Regions from separate parts of the Mus musculus genome. Here region 2 is linked to region 1. A link is a contact called in ENCODE POLR2A ChIA-PET data. All regions are on one chromosome and are shown on one strand. Each heading gives the region's core, a stretch centred on a gene start or an enhancer-like site at or near the end of the contact. The rest is flanking DNA. Distances are from core to core; before and after follow the strand shown. Region 1 holds the start of Vax2 (ventral anterior homeobox 2). Region 2 holds the start of Paip2b (poly(A) binding protein interacting protein 2B).

What was found. ChIA-PET counts read pairs that join two places held with the same protein, here RNA polymerase II (POLR2A).
Region 2: POLR2A ChIA-PET joins it to region 1 with 10 read pairs in embryonic stem cell. The contact joins the promoter of Paip2b here to the promoter of Vax2 in region 1. POLR2A ChIA-PET finds 5 or more read pairs at or near these places in 3 of 5 experiments (Patski and embryonic stem cell).

The regions. Positions count from the first base shown.
Region 1 is chr6:83,709,659-83,712,607 of GRCm38, forward strand. Vax2 (ventral anterior homeobox 2) reads left to right here and starts at 1,581. Exons shown (of 3, transcript NM_011912.4): 1 at 1,581-1,885. The coding sequence starts at 1,639. Vax2os (ventral anterior homeobox 2, opposite strand) reads right to left here and starts at 2,543. Exons shown (of 6, transcript NR_002871.2): 1 at 2,445-2,543; 2 at 1,076-1,167.
Region 2 is chr6:83,830,182-83,833,130 of GRCm38, forward strand. Paip2b (poly(A) binding protein interacting protein 2B) reads right to left here and starts at 1,560. Exons shown (of 5, transcript NM_146169.2): 1 at 1,454-1,560; 2 at 1,090-1,147. The coding sequence starts at 1,118.

The DNA of each region.
Region 1 (2,949 bases), core at 331-2,830:
TCTCTCCTTCCTTCCCTCCCTCTTCTCTCTTCCATACAACCAGCAGGCACTGACAGTCCACACTGTCCCCTCTGCCGGCCAATTACACACCATGGAAGCCATACCCCACCCCCACCCCCGCTCCTTTCTTTGCGAATAGGGCCCAGCAGGCATCCTCTCTTACCGCTGTTCTTTCCTTTTCCAGCACTACAAGAATCAGTGAGAATCGCCAAGTCACATCTACCACCTCTCCCAAAATCTCCAACCGTTTTCACACACACACACACACACACACACACACACACCACAGACCAAGGCACTGACTGACTCCCCACACCCAACACCTGTTCAACCTCAGAGACAGAGACCCCACAAGCCTACCCTTGGTGGTCACAGACACCCGCTACCAGATCTTGGGATCTCCTGAAGTACTTTGGCTTGGACTCACACCAAGCATTTGGCTCACCCCTAGTACCTAGTTTATTCCAAATCTGCAAGTGGAAGAAAGGAAGAAGAGTCTGAAGGATCGGGATACTGGCCTTTAAAGGAGCCATAGACCCTCGGTTACACACACCATCCTTCTCAATCTTTCCCCCAAACCTCTTTTTAAAGCTGAGTCAAATACAATGAGACTGTTCCCCACACTTCCTGACACTGTCTAAACAGAAGCGGGACTCTGCAGAACGTGTAGCCAAGAGGACACAGGCTCCTGTCCAGAGATCCGTCTGGAGCAGGCACTGAACAAGGGGCTGCTCCAGGACAGAAGCGCGAGAAAAAAAAAAAGCCCGTGCTCAGTCTCATTCTCTAGGTGTCAGTCCCAGGAGTGACAACCTCAGAGCTGCGGGAGAGCCCAGCGTTTGCTCTTGGCAGTACAACCTGGCGGTCTGCCGGTCCAGCTCCGCACCTCACCCTGGCTGGGGACAGCATCCGCCTCCCGGGCTTGTCTGGCGAAACTCGCGGGATCCCCACAATAAGTGGCTGTTCTGTGTGCCTGAGTGTGAGTGCCTTGGTTGGGGGACGCGTGCCCTGAACCCCAGACCTACACCCCACTCTCTACCGTCGCCCCCACCGCACCAAGTTCCGGAGCCCAGCAAACCTCCTCTTTTCTGCCGGGTCGAGTCAGGGTCGCCTCCTCGAGCTCTGAGTTTTCCATCAAGCGGAGCCAGACTGAAAGCTAGGTGCATTTCCCTGGAGATATAGGGAACAGAGGGAAGAGGGCGAGAGGGACCAATGGGTAGGGAGTAATAAAGTTTATGAGAGGGTGTGGGGCGGTCTTCTGTACCACGGGGCTGTCCAGTCTCCCATTGCCAGGCTCTAAACACCGCCCCACGCGAGGAGGCGCGAAGACACCATCCCCTCCCCCTTCTCCACATATCTCTTTTCCTCCTATCCCTCCTCCTTCTCCTCTTTCCCTCCCCTTGTCTCTCTTCCCCTCACTCCCTCCTCCTTTTTTCCTCCCCCTGAACGAACTCCCGTTGCGCTGCGCCTACTGGATCCACCCAGAGTCCTGGAACCCCAGCTCGCGCCCAATCGCCGACGGGGGCGGGGCCTGTAGGGGGCGGGGCAGATGGAGGAAGGGGTGGGGAGGGGCAGGGAGGGACCTGCTACCCTGAGCTAGGACTAGCGGCTGCTGTGGCCCAAGCAGCAGTGGCGGCGGGCATGGGCGATGGGGGCGCGGAGCGGGACCGCGGCCCCAAGCGCCGGGAGGAGCCTGGTGGCCGCAGCGGGCGTCACGGAGAGCACCGCGGAGCGGAAGATTTGCGTGCTGACACAGGTAGCGCGAGTCCGAGGGAGATTGCTGGGACCTCCGCCTCCAGCCCTGCGGGCTCCAGGGAGAGCGGAGGGGACAGCGACGGACAGCAGGCGCTCGGTGAGACAGACCACTGCCGCCGCATCCTGGTACGAGGTAAGGGGACAGCCGCAGCTCTGATTCCCTGGGCCACCAAGCTGCCTTTCCTGGGGCCTCCGACATCCCTACAACGTCCATCTCTCAGATCATACAGTGGTTCATTCATTTGGTAGTTCATCCTGTAAATACTCCGAGTGCCTATTGTGTGCGGGACACTGAGCTGAACGCGGGGGACAAAGCAGGGGGCTGGACCTTGTTTCGTCCTGCTGGACCGGTGCTCTCTCTCTCTCTCTCTCTCTCTCTCTCTCTCTCTCTCTTTCTCTCTCTCTAGGCCCATCCGGGCTGGTTGGTGTAGTAAGGACACGAATCAGTTGGAGAAGCCCGACACCGAGAGCCAGGGCCTCCGCGCCGGGGTCCCCGGAGCAAGGGCGGAGAAAGTCACGCGCGCGCTGTAGGGACAGGATTGGGAGGGACCCGAGTGGGCAGCTGCTGAGGAAGGCTGGGCCACGCAGGCAGTCGGATGCGTCCCCGCTTCAACCCAGCCTTATTTCCCAGCACCTAGCCTTGCGTGGGTTGAGGCTTAGAGATGGCTGGGTGGGCGGTAGGGTAGCCTGACCTGCCGCGGCTCCGCTGCTCCAGTTTTCCCACTCGCTTGGATACCGCCGGCTCCGGCGCTCCTCCGCCTGGCCTGGCCGCCTGGCCTGGCCGACGCTTTCTTCCTCGGCTCCACCCGCCCTCACCCGAAGTCGGAGCCCCTTCACCCATCCCCCTTCAACCCCCGCAGCAAACTTGCTTTCCCGGCACTCTCCTGCCATCGCTCATCCAGATCCAAACCTCCAATGCCAGTATCCTGGGTCTGGGCCTCTCCCAGGTAGACACTTGGAGAAAGAAGTCTCGGGTCCTGCGGTCAACTGGATCCTAGGCCTGAGGCCTGTTGTTTTTCCGCCATCCTGGGGTTTCGGACTCACTCACTTGGCTTCCCCCAGCTGCCTCCCACAGGCCTCAGGAGGCCTGTAGCCAACTTTCTTTTACGGAGGGAAACCTAGGTTTCTGTCACCCAAGTCAATATCTTAGAGCAGGTGGAGTACAACTTTCCTGACCCCCACCACCACTGTCACCAT
Region 2 (2,949 bases), core at 310-2,809, 120 kb after region 1:
TTTCAAATGCAGACTTACAACAGTTTACTATAGTGACCAACTCAGAGATCGTACTATAGTGACCAACTCAGAGATCGTATTTTACCCATGACTTAGACAACTGCTATAATTGACAAAAATCACAACAGTTTTAAGATTCCGCTCTTTCCAGTGTGAAAAATATGGCACAAACATAAGGCCTGCGAGGCAATGCTGTCACCTATGAGGAAAGACTGATTTTAATTTCCTCTAACAGACTTCTTTCTCTACTACGACAAAAATCTTACCACAGCAAAACACAAGGAACTATATACTGTTATGTGCTACAAATTGGATAAGAAAAATAGTAAAGTAAAGCTTACAAACTCCACAACAGTGAATCTGATGCTAAACTACGACTTAATTTTCCTTTTTGAAAACCAAGAAAAACAATTCCAGATATAAAGCCAAGAAAATGACAACATGAGAACAATGCAATTTTGGATATGGATAGATATCTTATTCTTTCTCCCTTTCTGCCTAAAGTACTAGACGTATTCCAATACTCAATGTCCTCTGGCTTCCAAAATAAAACCCCTATTGTCTAATACTCCTCAACTTCTAAAATCTCAGTTAAAACTATGAGTGATAAGCTAATTTATTCGCAGTAAACGTCTGGCATATTTTTATTTGGGTTTGAGACAGTGTGGAAGGCCATCTAGAAACATATGGTTAGAACCACCACAGGAAGCCAAACACTGCCATACTATGAGGTATAAACAAATAAATTCTCTGTAAAGATAATGCTGAAGGTCGCCTCTGGGCTGTTGTAATTCTCTCAGAGGCTGTGTGTGATAATCACATATATCCCGTATCTTACGGACGTCCGGGATGACCAGGCCCTTCCTCATAGTGTAAATTAGTGCTCTAAGCTGGGTCAGAATCCCGTTCCATCCCGTTCCACGTAACAGATTTCAAATTGGTTGCTGCTGGCAAGCCTTTCCACCTGCATTTTCAGCAGTTTTGAGCAAAAGCACTTTATGAGGACAATGATTCTAGAAGAAGAGTGGGATTAGATGGCATTGAAGGGGAGGCAGAGAGAGTTTAAGCAAGCCCATTGCAGTTCCGAACCTTGCGGAGCCTGTGTTCAGCGTCGTCATCTGCCTCTCGCCTTCACCCTTCCAGGTGCCTACAAAAAGCAAAGTGAGAGGTGTTAGTTTCCGGGGGAAATGAGGCTGAAATCCTGAGGTTGAGAGTGAACGTCTCAGAAGGCGAGAGAGAGGAGGGGCGCCAGGAGGCGGCAGGTCATACGTAGCAAGGATGGTGAAAAGGGATGAGGTGAGAGGAGCTGGCCCGCGAGCGCCAGAGCGTCGGACGGCCTGGGCCCGGGCCGCGCTGGGAAGGGGCTGTGCGCGCTCCCGGGCAGCCCGCGGGTAGAGGGGCTGTGCGCAGTCCCGGGTGGCCAGACGATCCCAGCCCCGACGCCTCAACCCACCTGGCCGCGCGGACAACGCCGCCCCGAGGTCCGCACCACAGCACAGCGCCGCCTCCTAAGAGCGCGAGCCTCGGCGCACAAACGCTCGAGGTACCTCGGCCTCACACGCGCGTCTCGCCCCGCCCCCCAGCGCCATTCATTGGCTGCCGGACAACGCCCCGTCCATCTATTGGACAGCAGAGAATGCCGCTCACTTACCTGGTTTTGATTGGTCTAAATGTGAAACAATGCCCGCCCAGCTCTTTCAGAAGTTCCAGTTTTTGATTGGTCTTAGCGTCTGTCCATTCGCTCCGCCCTCGATGGAGACTCCCAGCTCTGATTGGCTGAAGAAGCATTGGTCACGCCTAGATTTCCAGGCCAAGGATGAATCACCTCCATGTTGGGGAGGAGCCAGAGTGCAAGGACTCCGGGTTTGTTTACAAAGGCTTCTGCTCCCGCTTCATCCATTGGCTAAGCTGGAAGCCTGTGTCACTTGTCTAGATCACTTTAGAAAAGGGAGTAGGATTCAGGGATTTCCTCATCTGTCCATTAGTTAGAGATGAGTTTTGAGAGCGGGAATTTGCTTCTGTGTTAAGTCGTGAGGTTAAAAATTAGGACTATTTGGGAGATTGGAAGAACAGAAAGGGTTGCTTCCACGTTTTTAGAAACAAATTTGACATTTTCAGTCCCAGCAGGCTCAAGATTGAGGCAGGAAAATCACAAATTCCTCAGGGCCAGCTTGAGCTCATATTGCGACCAAGTCTCAGAAAAACAAGACACACACTCACATTCACACACACACACACACACACACACACTTGTTCTGTCCTTTGGGTTTAAGATACCTTGTATTAGTTAGTTTTATGTGTCAACTTGACACAAGCTGGAGTTATCACAGAGAAAGGAGCTTCACTTGAGGAAATGCCTCCATGAGATCCGGCTGTAAGTCATTTTGTCAATTAGTGATCAGGGTGGGAGGACCTGTTGTGGGTGCTGCCATACCTAGGCTAGTAGTCCTGGGTTCTGTAAGAAAGCAAGCTGAGCAAGCCAGGGAAAGCAATCCAGTAAGTAACATCCCTCCATGACCTCTGCACCAGCTCCTGCTTGCTGACCTGCTTGAGTTCCAGTCCTGATTTCCTTTGGTGATGAACAGCAATGTGGAAGTGTAAGCTGAATAAACCCTTTCCTCCCCAATTTGCTTCTTGGCCATGATGTTTGTGCAGGAATACAAACCCTAACTAAAACAATATCCAAATTTTAAGTTATGTCCATAAAAAGAAGATAGGATATTGATGGCTGGAGTGGTGGATCAACAGTTAAGAGCATTTGCTGCTATTGCAGAAGACAGGTTCAGTTTTCAGCACCTCATGGTGGCTTACAACCACCAGTAACTCTAGCTCCAGGGAATTAGATGCCCTCTTCTGGCCTCCAGAGTACTGAATCCATATACATACTTGAAGTTAAAACACTCGTGCACATAAATCTTTTTATTAAAGTGGAATTAAAAATAAAAAAAC